Regions from separate parts of the Homo sapiens genome. Here region 2 is linked to region 1. A link is a loop called in an ENCODE intact Hi-C map of the cell type or tissue named here. Cell type or tissue: heart right ventricle. All regions are shown on one strand. Each heading gives the region's core, and the rest is flanking DNA. Links, peaks and the distances in the headings are about the cores only.

What was found. Hi-C counts contacts between places; a loop is a spot of excess contacts. Peaks named below come from ENCODE experiments on the same cell type or tissue, not always from the same donor. Only the 100,000 strongest peaks of a DNase experiment are listed, where the experiment ranks them.
Region 2: it touches region 1 in a loop (5-fold over the local background); 79 of 110 quality-filtered maps call a loop at or near these places.

What each region holds. Positions count from the first base shown.
Region 1 is chr5:148,175,113-148,183,428 of GRCh38, reverse strand. SPINK14 (serine peptidase inhibitor Kazal type 14 (putative)) reads right to left here. Exons shown (of 5, transcript NM_001001325.2): 5 at 7,810-8,076. The coding sequence ends at 8,031. Among named protein-coding and RNA genes, the nearest start is that of SPINK14, 11 kb to the right of the region's middle. In heart right ventricle, for the core only: a CTCF peak has its summit at 4,006 (motif pointing left); no DNase peak of the experiment used is centred there.
Region 2 is chr5:148,724,680-148,732,995 of GRCh38, reverse strand. No RefSeq gene overlaps it. Among named protein-coding and RNA genes, the nearest start is that of HTR4, 74 kb to the right of the region's middle. In heart right ventricle, for the core only: a CTCF peak has its summit at 3,616 (motif pointing right); no DNase peak of the experiment used is centred there; H3K27ac peaks cover 608 bases.

The DNA.
Region 1 (8,316 bases), core at 2,883-5,382:
TATATAAAGGGGCCACGTGCATTGGCTCCTGCCTATAATCTTAACAGTTTTGGAGGCTGAGGCAGGCAGATCGCTTGAGCCCAGGGGTTCTAGCCAGCCTGGGCAACATGGTGAGATCCCGTCTCTACAAAATATACAAAAATTAGCAGGCTGTGGTAGCATACGCCTGTAGTCCCTACTACCTGGGAGGCTGAGGTAGGAGGATCACCTGAGCCCAAGCAGGTGGAGGCTGCAATGAGCCATGATTGTGTCACTGCACTGCACTTCAGCCTGGGAGCCTGGGTGACAGAGTGAGATCCCATCTCAAATATATATGTGTGTGTGTGTGTGTGTGTGTGTGTGTGTGTGTGTGTGTGTGTGTATATATATATATATATATATATGTATGTATTTGTGCATATATCTATATATATAGTCAAAAATACAAGAAGTAACAAGTTTTGGCAAGGGTATGGAGAAAAGGGAGCCCTGAAACATTGTTGATGGGACTGTAGATTAATAGGTCATTGTGGAAAACTGTACCGGAGTTCCAAAAGAAATTAAAAATAGAACTACCATGTAACCCAGCAGTCCCTCTTCTGAGTATATATCCAAAAAGGAAGAAATCATGACCTTGTAAAGATATCTGCACTTTCATGTTCATTGCAACCTTATTCACAATAGCCAAGATATGTGAAGAACCTAAGTGTTCATTGATGGATGACTGGATTAAAATCACTGTGGCACACGTATGAATGTATAGAATATTATTCAGCCCTTAAAACAAATGAAGTCTTGCCATTTGCCACAAAATGAATGAGTCTGGAGGACATTATGCTAAGTGAAATAAGCCAGACCCAAAAATAAAAGTATTGCCTGATCTCATTTATATGTGAAACTCAAAATAATTCAAATACACAGAAATAGAGAACAAAACAGTGTTTATCAGGGGTAAGTTTGGTGTGGAAGGGTATGAAAATACAGAGATGTAGGTCAAAATATTTTAAAAAATAGCCCATATGTAGGATAAATAAGTCTAGAGATCTAATATACAACATGAGAACTACGGGTAATAAAATTACCCATTACTACATTGGGATTCATGCTAAATTAGTAGATTTTAGCTATTATTGCCACACACACACACAAATGTTTACACATAATACACACATACACACATAAAATGAAAACAAAGTTACCATAGAACAAAAATCATTTTATTTGTTGAAATTAAATGAAAACTTTTGGAAATGAAAAACTGAAATTGTCTCTGTGTGTGGACGGTATGATCTCGTATATAGAAAACCCTAAAGATGCCACAAAGAAAACTACTAGAAAAGATAAACAAATTTAGTAGAGTGGCAGCATACAAAATCAACATATAAAAATTAGTATTTATAAACGAATAATGAACTATCCAAAAAAATTTTTTAATCCCATCCACAATAGCAACCAAAAAAGAAAACACTTAGGTGTAAATTTAATCAAGGAGGTGAAAGATTTATATACAAAAAAACTATAAAACAGTGACGAAACAAATTGAAGAAAAAATAGAGAAATATCTGTGTTCATGGATTGGAAGAATTAATATTGTGAAAATGTTTATACAACCCAGAATGATCTAAACATTCAATATAAAAATTCCAGTCTTTTTATATAGAAACAGAGAAAACAACTCTTAAACTCGTATGGAGCCACAAAAGACCGTGAAAAGCCAAAGTATACTGAGCAAAAAGAATGAAGCTGGAGGCATCATACTACCTGACTTCAAGATATATTATAAAGCTATTTTATGCCAGCACCATGCTATAAAGACAGCATGGAACTGGCATAAAAACAGATACATCAACCAATGGAACAGAATAGACAGATCAAAAATAAACCCACACATTTTTATCTAATTGATTTTTGAAATAAAATTTAAAAACATACAATGGAGAAAGGAAAAGGAGAGTCTCTTCAATAAATGGTGCTGGGAAAATGGAATATTTGCCTGATGAAAAATAAAATTGGTTTCTTATCTCATACTATATATAAAAATGAACTCAAAATGAATTAAAGATTTATATGTAAGTCTTGAAACCGTAAAACTAGAAGGAAACAGGGGAAGAGCTTTATAACATTGGTATGAGCAATGATTTTTTTTATCTGAACTCTAAACAAAGGCAACAAAAGCAAAAGTATTAATACAAACGAGATTGCATCAAATCTGAAAATTTCTGCACAGCCAAGGAAAAAATAGAGTAAAGAGACAACCCACAGAGTGGGGAAAAAAAATATTCACAAACCATGCATCTAACAAAGGTTTAGTATTCCAAAATACATAAGGAATTCAAGCAACTAAATAGCAAGAAAACAAATAATCTAATTAAAAATTGGCAAAGGACCTGAACAGACATTTCTCAAAAGAAGGCATACAAATTGCAAACATGTTTATTTTTAAATGCTCTACATCACTAATAATTAGGGAAATGCAAATTAAAACCAGAATAAGATATGACTTCACACCTGTTAGAATGGCTATTATAACAATGAAAGATAAGAAGTGCTGGCAAGGAAGTGAAGAAAACAGAACCTTTGTACACTCTTATTGGGAATGTAAATTAGTACAGTCATTATGGAAAACAGGATGGAGGTTCCTCAAAAAACTAAAAATGGAACTACTATATGATCCAGCAATCCCACTCTGGGTATATACCCAAAGGAATTCAAGTCAACACGTGGAAGAGGTATCTGCATGCTGTATTCATTACAGCATTGTCTGCAATAGAAAAAATATGTAAACAATCTATATGTCCATCAACAAATGAATGGATGAAGAAAATGTGATATATTTCCAAGTGTGATATACAATGGAATACTATTCATCTTTTAAAAAGAAAGAAACTCTGTCATTTGCAGCAATATGTACAGAATTGGAGAACATTATGTAAAGTGAAATAAGCCAGGCAAAGAAAAAAACTGTACCTAAATACAGTTAGCATAGAAGAAATGTACCTAAACACAGTTATGGCATATATGCCAAGCCCACAGCTAACATCATACTTAATGGTGAAAAGCTGAAAGCTTCTCCTCTGAGATATGGAATAGGACAGAGATGCCCACTTTCACCACATACTCACACTTAAATGCAGAATGTTAAAAGAGATCAAGTTCATAGAAGTAGAAGTAGAGAATGGTATGCTGGTTACCAGAAGCTAGAAGTGGGGGTGGGGAGGAAGGAATGAGGAGGTGTTTATCAAATTGTACGAAGTTTCAGTTACACAAAATAATAGGCTTATAAAATCTACTGCACAGAAGGATGACTATAGTTAATAAAAACATGTTGCCTATTTAAAAATAGCTAAGAAAGTAAATTTGCAATGTCACACCACAAAAAATAAGTGAAGTGATGGATATGTGAATTAGATGGATTTAATCATTCCACTTTGTATACATATAACAAAACATCACATTACACCCCGTAAGTGTACACAATTATGATTTGTTGAAAATAATAATAAAAATAAATCAATGAATTTTATATTAAAGAAAATTAACTGTGGCTTAGATTTGTCATGTTGTTTTCATTGTTATTTTAAATAACAATGACTTTCTGGAAGCCTACATAGGGCCCATATCTAACTCATTCCAAATTTTTGCTTGGAAAATACATGGAAAACAGTTTACACAAGTCTGTCTCTCTGAATTAACTTTCTCAGGGTAAAAATAAGCTAATCAGAAAGAAAAAAACTCCATAGGATTAGAAGAGTAATATTTAGTCCATTCGTTAGTTACAAATATTCCATTAGTTAGAAACATTTCCCAATACTCTCATCCAATGTGACACCTGAATAAACGTCAAGGCTGAGTATGTTAGGAGCTTTCATCTTCCTGGGGAGAAGGATATTACCATGTTAGATGATAAGAAATCTGCAGCTCATAGAGATCTAGCAATTTCCCCAAAATCATATTGTTATATGACAAGTTGGCCAAAAGTATTGTCAAAGTTGTTGGTCTAAAGAGCAATGCTTTACTGCCACCTTATGGGCAAATAGGGTTTGCTACAAGTCCTACAAGAGTTCATTATAGTTCAACTTGGGCTTCGAGAGTGTCTTTCACAGATGAAATAAAGTGTCTTGTATGTCATACTAAGATGTTTGTTTCTATTATAATTAACCAAGGATAGTGATTTTTAACAGATAATATTTAAATGGAAAATTATGGTCAGAAGAATAGAATGGAACCTGAGATAACAGTTAAGATGAATAGTAAAATAACATTAAAACAAGATGACTTGAATTAAATAAATGTTCATGAGTTTGATCAATATGTAAGCTGATATAAGGAATATATATTTATAGTATATTAAAATTGAGTTTGAGTGAAAAAGGGCTTAGAGAGAGTGATAGCATTAATTTTCATTACATCAAAACATGTGTAAAGCAAATTTAGAAAAGCATAGGATCCATATTAGATAGATTGACTTTCAAGATTCCACAAGAGCCAGTGAAATTAAGATGTCCAGTGTCTGCTTCACAAAGAAGATATTTATGAGGCCAACAAACATGAAAAATGCTCATAAGCACTGATCATTAGAGAAATGCAATTCTAAACCACAAGGAAACACCATCTCATGCCAGTCAGAATGGTGATTATTAAAAAGTCAAGAAACAATAGATGCTGGTGAAGCAGTGGAGAAATAGAAACTCTTACAATGTTGGTGGGAATGTAAATTAGTTCAACCATTGTGAAAGATGGTATGGTGATTCCTCAAGGATCTAGAACCAGAAATACCCTTTGACCCAGCAATCCCATTACTGGGTATACACCCAAAGGACTATAAATCATTCTACTATAAAGACACATGCACATGTATGTTTACTGCAGCACTATTTACAATAGCAAAGTCATGGAACGAACCCAAATGCCCATCAGTGATAGACTGGATAAAGAAAATGTGGTACATATACCATGGAATACTATGCAGCCATAAAAATGAATTCGATCATGCCATTTGAAGGGAAGTGGATGAAGCTGGAAGCCATCATCTTCAGCAAACTAACACAGAAACAGAAAGTCAAGCACCGTATGTTCTCACTCATAAGTGGGAGTTGAACAATGAGAACATATGGACATGGGGAGAGGAACAACACACACTGGGGTGGTTGTGGGATGAGAGGCAAGGGGAGGGAGAGCATTAGGACAAACACCTAATGCATGCAGGTCTTAAAATCTAGATGATGGGTTGATAGGTGCAGCAAACCACCATGACACATGTATGCCTATGTAACAAACCTGCACATTCTGCATGTGTATCCCAGAACTTAAAGTAAAACAAATAAAATAAAATAAAAATAAAATAGTCAAATTCATGGAAGCAGAGAATAAAATAATAGTTTCCAGGGACTGGGGGGAGGGAGAAATGGGGAGTTGTTGTTCATGGTTTTAAAATTTTGATTATGTAAGAATAAGTTCTGAAGATCTACTATACAACATAGTGCCCATAGTTAACAATACGGTGTTGTGCACTTCAAAATTTATTGAGGGTAGATCTCATTAATTTTTCTTACAACAACAACAACAACAGCAGCATTAACAAAAACAAAGAGTCACAGGAAAATTTTTAGAGGTGACAGATATGTCTACTGCCTTGATTGTGACGATGGTTTCAAGGTTGTATGCGCATGTCCAAAGTCATTAAATGGAATATATATGTGTATATATATATGTGTGTGTGTGTGTGTGTGTATATATATATATATATGTGTATATATAAAGATGTCCAGTGTCTGATGCTAAGAATATGGGCACAGTCTCATGATGTGGGTAAGTGAGTTATACGTATATAGGCAACAGAGTAATACAGATGTGAGTGGGTTTGTCATGCAGAGGAAGCAGGGTGGGTGGAAGATGGCAATAGCTAAAACCTGGGGCTAATCAATTACCAAAGCATAAAATATACAGGGAATCAGAGGGAGGAATTTGAAATCACCTGCCAAAGGCAGAGGGAGAGAGAGAGAGAAAGAATGAGAACACAGGCAGTGACTATCAGAGCTGGGACCGCAAAAGGGGGAAGTTCCTTTCATGTTAGCAGTCATAAGAGACCTGTGAAAATTATCCTTAGGGGTTGCACTGGAAGGAGGCCATCTTGCATTTAGATGCATGCTGATCTCCTTTACATCTTTGGGAATGCCTACTATCAAATGACAGAAAAAAAATTATTTTTACTGATCTTTTTACTGTTACCCATTGACAGTTTAAGTCAGTGCTTTCTTATCTACTAAAAAGATTTGTAGTATTATAGAGCACAAATCTTGTCCATTGGAATTCTTACAAAAAGTAGAATAATGACAACGTATTCTAGTGTAGACTTTAGGAGGTATCATAGGAAAAAGAAGTATAAAACGTAAGTACAATGGCACGATAAAAGATAAAGTCAACTTCTACTTTCAAACAATAGGATGCAAGGAAAACCAGATAAGATATATTCTCCTACCTGAAACAACAAAAATAGTCAGACAAATATGTAAACATGACACTAGGACACGAGGCACTGAAGGACAGATTCCTGATAGATGGAAAATAAATAAATTAAAGTCTGTAGTTGACCTTGGTTTTTGCATTGTAAGAGATTCTAGGAATAGGAAAGAGGAATCTCAATGAAGCAATTACGAGTTGAGGATACAGAGCTGAAAGGAAATAGAGACTAAACTGGCTGGTGTCTGCAGGACTACTGCACAGGAGAGCTGGATAAAGGGATCAGAAGATTAACAATTGGTGCTCGTGTGTGAAGAAACTACCCAAAGCAAAGAAAGAGTCATTAGAGAGGATTAGAGATAACAGAGCTCAGATCTCATGCAAGGCTATTAATAGTGCCTATTTAAGATTTTTAAGAATTCACTTGATGACATTAATGGCAAATTAATTATTGCAGAAGAAAAGATTTGTCAACAAAGATACAGCAATAATGTTAAAAAACAATCCTCCCAGGATCCCTGAAGTTCTTGATGTTCTTGCATAGCCCAGGACTTGGAGCAATGGAAATTGGCATGCTATAAAGCTAGAGAATATCTAGTTTTTCCCAGAGATATTAATTCTAAAGATGATACATGAAAAGTGATTGTTTTCTTCTCACTGGAGCCATGTATTCACCATGTGATCAGCACAGGAGGTAAGATCAAAGATGTAACAGAACATGTACACACTCTGACCACAGCCTTGCAAGGTAGTAAGAGGCAGAATAGATGCTCTTTCCCAAGCCAGTAGGAAGCAAAGTTCTGAAAGGAAGAGAGCATATTAGTGCATATTATTAGTCTGCTGTACATATAGAAGTAAAAAATACATATGAAGTATAAGAGAGAAAAAGGTGTCCCTATACGTTTTAGGGGTTAAAATTTGTCCAGAGAATTTAAGAAAAAGGCTAATGACCAATGGGACATTAATGGATACCAACAATGTAGGTGTTCTTCTAGGCAAAATAGATCTGCTGAGAATGTGGGGCCCTGCTGATCAAAGCTGCACATGTGTAAATACCTCTGTCTCGAGGCTGAATCCAAAAGGGAGGATGTTTAATGATAAGTTTGCAGAAGTTAGGCAACAGGAATCCTACAAGCAGAGTACAATGTCCTATAGTTCCATTACTTTTTTTTTTAATGCCAAAGGAATATGGAAGAAATTTCTGTCATGTTCTTCGGAAGACAATCTGGAGGCTTGACATAGATTAATTCAGTGTTATTAGCATTAGAGAGCTGGTTAATCCCAATAGTTGCCTTTGACCCATGACTGAAATTCTGAATTTCTTCTGCTTCTGAGATTTTTAGACACAGATCTGAGACCCAAGTCAAATCAGACTTTCATAAAAGTGTATTTATTAGGGAGACTATGGAAGGCAATCAGTCAGTGAGGGGAGAGGTCCATGGAAGGAACTTTGAACAATCTGCTACAAGCTCAGTAGTGATAGCTCTTTGTCATGAAGAACAAATGCAAGGAGATGTAAAAAGCGCAAGAGGGAGATTGGAGACATGGAGGAAAAAAAAAAGAAGATATCTTCCACATTCAAGTCCACTCAGCTAACATTTTCCATCATGGTAAAACCTGATTCTTCCATGAGATTTCCTAAAGGAAGAATCAGAATAAACATTTCATTTAGTAATACAATGTCAGAACTAAACAAATACTTTTAAAATTATCTATCTAAAACCTGGTTTTATATTTGGAAAAACTAAGATCCAGAGTGTAAAGGGAATTGACTAATGACAAAAGACAAAATTATTGGATTTCTTACCTAGTTATCATTCCTTGATTCTAAGATGCCACTGGAGATATTATGAGACATGCTACAGTCTTTTTGAAATT
Region 2 (8,316 bases), core at 2,676-5,175, 550 kb before region 1:
TTCAGCTCTGCTATTACAGCGTGAAAGCAGCCAGAGACAATACGTAAATGAATGAATGTAGTTGTGTTTCAATAAATGTTTATTTACAAAAACAGGAAGTGGGCCACATTTGGCCCACAGGCTGTCATTTGCTGACCCCTGTTACAAAAGATAAGATAATTACTGTTTACTCTTCCTTTCATCTCACTCTTTTCCAGGTTTTGCTTATATTATTTTCACTTTGTTAGGACTTAATGATACATTCCCTTATACTACCTTCAAGGCCACACAGGATTAGCCTTAGCTGTGAAATTAAATAAACATGGTGTTCCACATGAGTTCTTTTCATCACAGCTTTTTCACTCGAGTTCTTTATTATTTTTCATCTCTTGTTCGATGGGATTACTTGCCAGTTGTGTGTAGTTTGGTTTTGTTTCAAAAAGAGTTCATGAGTATTATATTTCCCGAGCTCTTGCGTGTCAAAAAATATCTGCCCTTTATCTCCATGCTTGGTGACACCCTAGCTTGGTACAATATTTTTGAATCATGTTGTTTCTCTCAGAAGTTGGTGGTCATTACTCCATGTCCCTTGGTACTGGAGTTGCCATGGCAAAGCCTTGAAACCACTTGACTTTTTCCCCCTATAGGGGCTGACTTGCCGTTTTCTGCCTAAATGTCAAATTTTTTTCTGGATTCTTAACACTTAACAGTTTAACCAGGAAATTTCCCAATTTAGACCATTCTGTATCAATTTCTCTTGACATAATTGTCCTCTTTTTTATCCATTAATACCGTTCTTCTTTTCAGAAAACTTTTTAGGTTATATCTTTGAATTCTCTTTTTTCTTTCCTTGTACTCTAAGGATGTCAGTTGTCTTCACGTTGGATAATTTTTTCTCTCTGTATCTACCTTTATTTTAATTGCTTTGTCTTTTCATCCTGCATTTTCTATGACTGTCCCCAGCCATCTCTCCATGACATTTGCAGCTACATTTTTCTCTCCTTTGCAATTTATAACTTATTACATTTATAACTCATTGTTTTGTTTTTCAATTTTTCTTAGCTCCACAATGTCTTCTTCCATCTTCTTTATTTTATAATTTATCTTAGAGGTACTGTTTTACTGAATTGATATTCTTAATGAACTCTTCTCTGTAATTAAGCGTTCAAAAAGAACTTGCACTTCACCTTTGAGTTTTATTTTCTTCCTGAGGGTTTTTGGTTTTGGTTTTGTTTTGCCTTTTTCTTGCTTACTACTTATTTTGTAGTAGCAGATTTGCATAATTTTGTACTGTTTCTTTTCATTTTGCTCATGCTTAACAGGGAGCAGTTTTGTTTGTAGTTTCTGTAAAATGACGCGGATGGATTCTCCTTGATGTCTTTCTCACTTTATCTGGAACTATCGTGTCTTCTCCTCACCAAAGAATCAGTTTCAGAGGTGGGTGTGGCTTTCTATTTATTTTTTAATTAAAGCATATTCTTTTGAATTCTCAGTATTTCGTTGACTACCTTTGCTTTTGGGAGAAGGGCTGGCCTTAGAAGTTGTACCAGTCATATCAGAATCTTTCTTTTCATGGATGCCAAACCTTATGATTCAAGCAGTACCCTTTCCTCTCTAGCCGCTAATGTATTATTTGGCTTAAAAAATAACCATTTCATCAGGTGGGGAAAGAAGTTTCTGTGATCCTGTTTTGCTCTGCTATCTTTACGTGGAGTTGGGTGTTAAAGCAAGAGCCAGGTGCATTTTTGGGAGGAATTAGTTATGAAAAGAAACAGACCAGATGATTTTTGAAGTTTCTTTTAGCTCAACATACTGAGATACGACTATTATGACAACAGGGGTCGCCCGACCGTTGAAAATTACCAAGTTCAACAATGTAATAGTAAGAGGCATTGCAATTGTCAGACCACTAGAGGGCAGATCTTGGCCACAATTGGAAGTAGTCACAGTAAATAGTTACTATTGTCAAATGAATTGTGCTGGAGCTCCTTTAAACTTTTACAAAAAAATCTGAAAAGGACAAACTGCAGGGAAACCGAGCTCAAATTATCTGACAGTTGGGGGCTACTCATTTGTAAAAGGGGTCCCGTGATTCTCTGTCTTGCCATCTGTATCCATCTCCCCTTAGGTGTTCACTTTTGCCAATCCCCCCGTCATCCAAGCTTGAAAACTAGTAAAGCATGCCCAGATCCTCCATTCGCTGTGCTATTTTCCAGCTGGCAGGTAGAAATTTGAAACACCTCGCCCAGAGTTACAGCCGCCCAGCTCATAAATGGTGAAGACCTGAAATGGAGCCCACCTTGCTGGCTCCTGTGCCTTCTGAACACCTCTCCAGGAGAGCAAGCTCTTGTCACTGATACTTCACTTCTAGCATTGAAACCGCAAGAGAAGCAATACCAGCAAGAGATGAATCAAATCCTCCCTTCAGCCCTTGCTGTTGGCAGCTCCCTATGGCATTCTGAATCATTACCCTGGACAGACTTTTGTGACCCAAGGATAAGCCTCCTTACAACAAAGATAATAGAAACCTGCCTTTGCTGCCAAGGATGTTTCATTTGTCTCTCATACTGGGTCTTGCTGCTGGAGGTAACATTTGCCAGCATAAACTTTCAGCCTGCTGTTTACCAAATTCCTCTGTACATCACTCATCATGCTTCACCAGGGAATTCAAGGCTTATTTTGCCCTCCTGGACTGCTTTCCTAGCCTTAAGTCTTTGGCGACACATTACATCACATACATGTAAGACAGATGCCTGCTTTTCCCTCCACTCAGGGAAGCTCTGAACCCACGATGTCAGTAAAATCCTGCTAAAGTTTTCAGATCAGGATGTAAGTTATGTGCTCTGTTAGTAATACAAATTGGGAGTATCCTTGATATGACTGTGTCCTTACAAGAAGAGATGTTTTATTTTCTTCATGTAGATTTAGTTTGGGCTATCCCAGAAAAATCACTGTTTTCTCTTGGGAAATATGTTGGCTTAAATATTGATAGATCTTCCTAAGACCTGATTCCTCCCAACAGGCAGCAGGCAGATCTGATGTTTTGTTTCAGCTGAGCTGTAAACATGATCTGCAGCTGGTGTGGTTTAGTTCACTGTGGATTAAAGTGTTCTGTGTCCCCCAGTCAGATGAACATATGTAGAGAACTATACTTTCTAGTGGCCTTGTCTGGAGCCCAGAATAGTGGAAAGGATATGTTTTTATTGTGATTTATTCTATCAAAGAAATAAATTGGGCCTTAAATTAGGGAAGGGGGTAGGTTTGCTTTTTCATTCCTCTGGGGCTGAAGCAGGTAAGAGTTTGGACTCAATGGGCAAAAAAGACAATAAAATTCTCATGGGGGAGATGAGCCAGTTCTTGAAAGGAAGGAAGGAGGAAAAACACTCTCAGACCTATGGATCATAGGAGTGGTTCTATCTCGTATCAGTTACAAATTTTCATTTTCCTTGCATTATTATCAATATTTCAGTAGACATCAGACCTCACAGCTTAGCATGTGCTGGGTTAAGGAGAATTAGGAAAAGGTCTGTGTTCTTCTGGCATGGGCTATACCAAGACAGGGGCTGTGTCCCTTGGGCTGTGTTCTTTGAGAACATCTTGCAAAAAGATCCTGAGAAACAGTTGTGAGAGGTGACCAGCAGAGGGGCCTACAGCAGTGGTTCAGAGTAAGAGATGGCCAATGATAATCAAGGTGGATTTGTTATTGTGTGAACTATTTCCTGAGAATTCTCAGGAGTAAGAAGGAGGATAAAATATAGCTATTATACAATAAATTGATAAAATATTGAATGGGGGTTTAGATAGAATTATTTGGCTATTAAGCAGAAAGCCTCCCTTGAATGCTAAAGAACCTTGAGAAATTATGGGTACATATTGCTAGAGCTTTCCTCTTTGGTTTTCTGTGGCTTTATATCTCCTAAAATAAACTCACATGAAAAAGATTGAGATCACTGTTATTGAGAAGTTCAAAGAAGAAAATTTTTAATTGCATGATTGATTTCTGTGTGGATTATACCTAAAGACAGAGAAAAAAAGCAGAGTGAGTTCCATTGCTAAACAAACATACTTTTAGTCCTAGAGGGAAATGCAAGATGCCTGCAATTCAAAGAATAAGGTTATTAAAACTAGAAGCATATTTGGAGAAAATGAAACCAAGTAGGTAGCACAAGGAACAGCCTATTTAATCTTTTAATGGTTTCTAAAAGGTAATGGGAAAACCTGGTATCTTAAATGAAGTGAATTTAATGTTATTAACCTCCAGTTCCAGGTGTATGGAATAAAAATACAAATCTCAATATAGATGTAACTGGCTGTTGCCGTGTGACCCATGTTAAGTAAAGTACTCAGTATAAGAAATATTGAAAAACTGATGAATGAATAAGCGATTTGGGGAATAATTGGCAAACCATTTGGGAAAAAATTATCTTAGAGCCATATTTTATATGATGATACACTAGATAATTGTTTTTAACCCACTGAAGATGTTGCTTCCTTCCTGTGGTGATAAATTTAATTTCCTTTGGGAGATAACCTCTTCTGTATATGCAGTGTGGGTGGGACTATAAATTCTCTGCCCTTTTCTGGTCACAAGGTGGCTGTCGCCGAAGTCAGGACAATTGGAGACAGTTTCAAGGGGCTGTGAATGGAGCAACAACAAGAAAAAACACTCATTGAGCACCTGCTCTGGCAGAGATCCCTGTTCCCATGGAGCTTACATCCTGAGGAGTGGGGGTGGAGATGGGTCGAGGACAGTGAGTGTTCCTTCATTTCACTCCTGTATTCTTTTCAGGTCTGCCGGAGCTGCGTGATCTTTCCATCTCCAAGCCAAGCTCCTCAGGTTTTACTTCAATTACATCCACTCTCCCAATTTTTCCAACAAATATTATTTTTGCTTATCTCGAGTCAACTTATTGCTTGAAAACAAAGATGTCTAGTAATTTCATATGGCTTAAAGAAGTGATTTGCAAGCTTCAGATGCAGAAGAATCACCTAGAAGGTGGTTAAAAATACATGTTTTCATGGTCCTTTGGAATAACTTTGATTACTAAGGTCTTCCAAGGGTAATGGGGATGGGCGTTAAAACAAACAAACAAACAAACAAAACAGGTAATCTGGTGCAGGTGATGCTCAAACCACTCTTTGAGAATCACTAGATTAAAGAGTTAATTGATTTTTCTTAAGCATAGAAAGACAAGTAGAAAGTAAAACTTTTATAAGATGAATACAGGGATGACAAATTTCTATTGCTTTGAAGTAAATAGAAACAACTACAAAGGAAATAATATTGATATACTCATGTGAATAAACATTAAACATCTGTAAATTAAAAATTAAAATTAAGGGATAAGAAGCAAGACAGAAAATGTTTTTCATCAAATATGACAGTCTAATATCTATAATAATCTGTGATGAGCTCATTTAAAATTAGACATAAATGGATAAAAGGGTTTATTTTCTATATGAAGGGGAGCACAAATAGAAACACAGAAGAGTGCAAATGGTGAAGAAACACGAATAGTAAAGAAACAGAAATCAATCATGCAATGATTTTATATTAGCTCATGAAATAATCAAGAAAGTGAAACCAAAGTAAAATAAATCATTTTACACCTGCTAAATTAATAACAACAAACAATTCCGAGAAATGCCAACACAGCACTAGCTAGGTTAGGCTACAGTTGCTATACTCAGGCCCTTTTGTGGCAGTTTAATTGAGGTTGAGAAAACTCTCAAAAAGCCGTATTTCCAGAAATAATGAAGGTTCTCCGTCTTCTCTATTCTTAAGGTTTATGAAACCTAGAAGTCAAGACTTCTATTTTAGGACTTATTAATATAAAGGGTTAGATCCCAATTTACCCAAAACTTTAGGAACCCATCAGCCCCTCAGATCTGAGGCCAGCTGTTCCTTAGAGGACTAAAGGCCAATGTTCAACACCTCCCTATGCTGGGGCCGTCAGATTTAGCTCATCATCATTATCATCATCATCATCCTCAAACACATTCAAATGTGTTGCAAAGCACACTTATAATAAAAAATTACTCACTGCTTATCTGACATTCAAATTTAACTGGGCACCCTGTATTTTATCTGACAACCTTACCCCAAGCACACATACCTCAGCCTTTCTTTCTAGGAAGCTTTCATAAAGACACCCATTGAATGGTTCATGAAAACCTCCAGCTTCAGGCATTAGTGGTGCAAAAGCTTAGATCTTTGATTTCTTAGCACCACAGGAAAGGGGAATGGCATTTTTCAGGGCTTCCAATTTGCTAACTCAAGCAGCAACTCTGAATTCAGAATCTACAGTGACTCTCAGCTGTGTCCCTTGATCCTTGATCTTCAGGCTGGATCCTGTTGCCAGCAGCAACTCCAGGAGCAGGAGGATTCTGCATCAGCCACAGACCAGCCCAGAGGAAGAAACAGTTAATTTATCTGAACTTTGGTTTCCCTGTGAGTACAGAGCATGGATAATACTACTGCTCCTGGGTAAAAATAAGACTATATAATTTCATTTGTTTGTATCTACAAAAACAAAACAAACAAAATTTAAAAAAAAAATCAGCTGGGTGCAGTGGCTCACGCCTGCAATCCCAGCACTCTGGAAGGCCGAGGCGGGCGGATTCCCTGAGGTCAGGAGTTCGAGACCAGCCTGATCAGCATGAAGAAACCCCATCCCTACTAAAAATACAAAAATTAGCTGGGCGTGGTGGCTTATGCCTGTAGTCCCAGCTACTCGGGAGGCTGAGGCAGGAGAATCACTTGAACCTCGGGGGCGGAGGTTGTGGTGAGCCAAGATCATGCCATCGCACTCTAACCTGGGCAACAAGAGTGAAACTCTGTCTCAAAAAAAAAAAAAAAAATCAGAGGGATAAATGAGGGACAAATCAAATGGCTCCCATTAAAGGTTAAGCACGGGAATGGCGTTAGACAGGGACAAAGACAGGAAAGTTACTTCTCAGTGTATAGCCGTTTGTGTCATTTTTATTTAGGAGCCACTTTGGCAGTGCTCTTGTGAGAACGACATGAGGTGATGCATGCCCAGCATCCTGCATACTCCGGGCTATTTGCAAAATGCTAGTACTTCCACTGCAGCACCTTGAGCCTCCCACAGGGACATGCTCCTTATCTGCACCTGCTGGTCTATATGCTGAGAAATGACGGAAGTAATCACCTGTGTCCTTAGCGAGCTGCTCTAATATTTATTCACATGAAAACTATGGTGACTCTTCTTCCTGTGCTTTCTGCCCTCTTTTCTTCCTGCCTTCTTCCAGCCATGTCAAGTCCAATTTGGAGCTTCATAAATAGTTCCGGCTCACTACTGCCCACCCCTTTTTCTTTCCACCAGTTAAATGCTACCCGGTTTTCTACAGCAGAGCAGTAACTTATTGTCTTAGATCAAGCAACTCTTAAGACTATCAGGTGTCACGAATTGTGCTAAGGAAAGGATCTGGCTCTAAGCCGGTGTGGTCATGTGGGAAAACAATGAAGTGAGGAAATTTAGGAGGAATTTGATTAATACAAGTAATTTAGAGATTCATTTGCCCTTACTGTCTTCCTGAAACCTCCCAGGCTGACTTCACTGAGTTTCAGGGAGTATCTCTCTGGATTAAGATTTATATGTGGTGAGATTCACTTGCTAGGAATGAAGAGAGAGAAGAAAGGAAGAATGACAGAAAAAAGTTGTATTCTAGATTTTATGAGATGGCCAGAAAATGAAAGAGGTAACCAGAGGCAAAAACTGAGAGACTTGTGCAGCAGATGAGGAAACCGTTTAGTGTAAGTAGCCCATCCTTACCTTTGAGATGGGAACACACAAATTCACTGTGCCCTTGGCACTTTCTTAATGGGTGATCCAAGGCAAGATCCTTCTGGGTTGATTAAATGAGGACACCAGAAGGTTCTTGATGTCCTTGGCAAATCATGCAGCCTCAATGAGTCTATTTCATCAACTGTAAATTGCATATAGCAAGAGCTACTCCTAGGGGTTCAATGAGATCATGAGGCAGTGATTGGGACTCCAGATTCAGGATGCCTGGATTAAAATCCCAGCTCTGTCACTTGTTCATCTGTGTGACCTGGGAGCAAGGTATTGAATCAGGGACAAGTTAGTCAGTTATTTTTCAGAATTTCTTTATGTAAGAATTGAAATACGAAATATTTAGCACATACAGTTGTTGTAAGGACTAAATTAGATAATGCAGATAAAATACATAGAAAAATACTTGGCACATAACATATGTTCAGTAAATGCTTCATAGTTAGTGGTGGTAATGATAATAGTAAAAGATAATTCATATAAAGATCCAGTGCAAAGTCTGGCACATAGTAGACCCTCA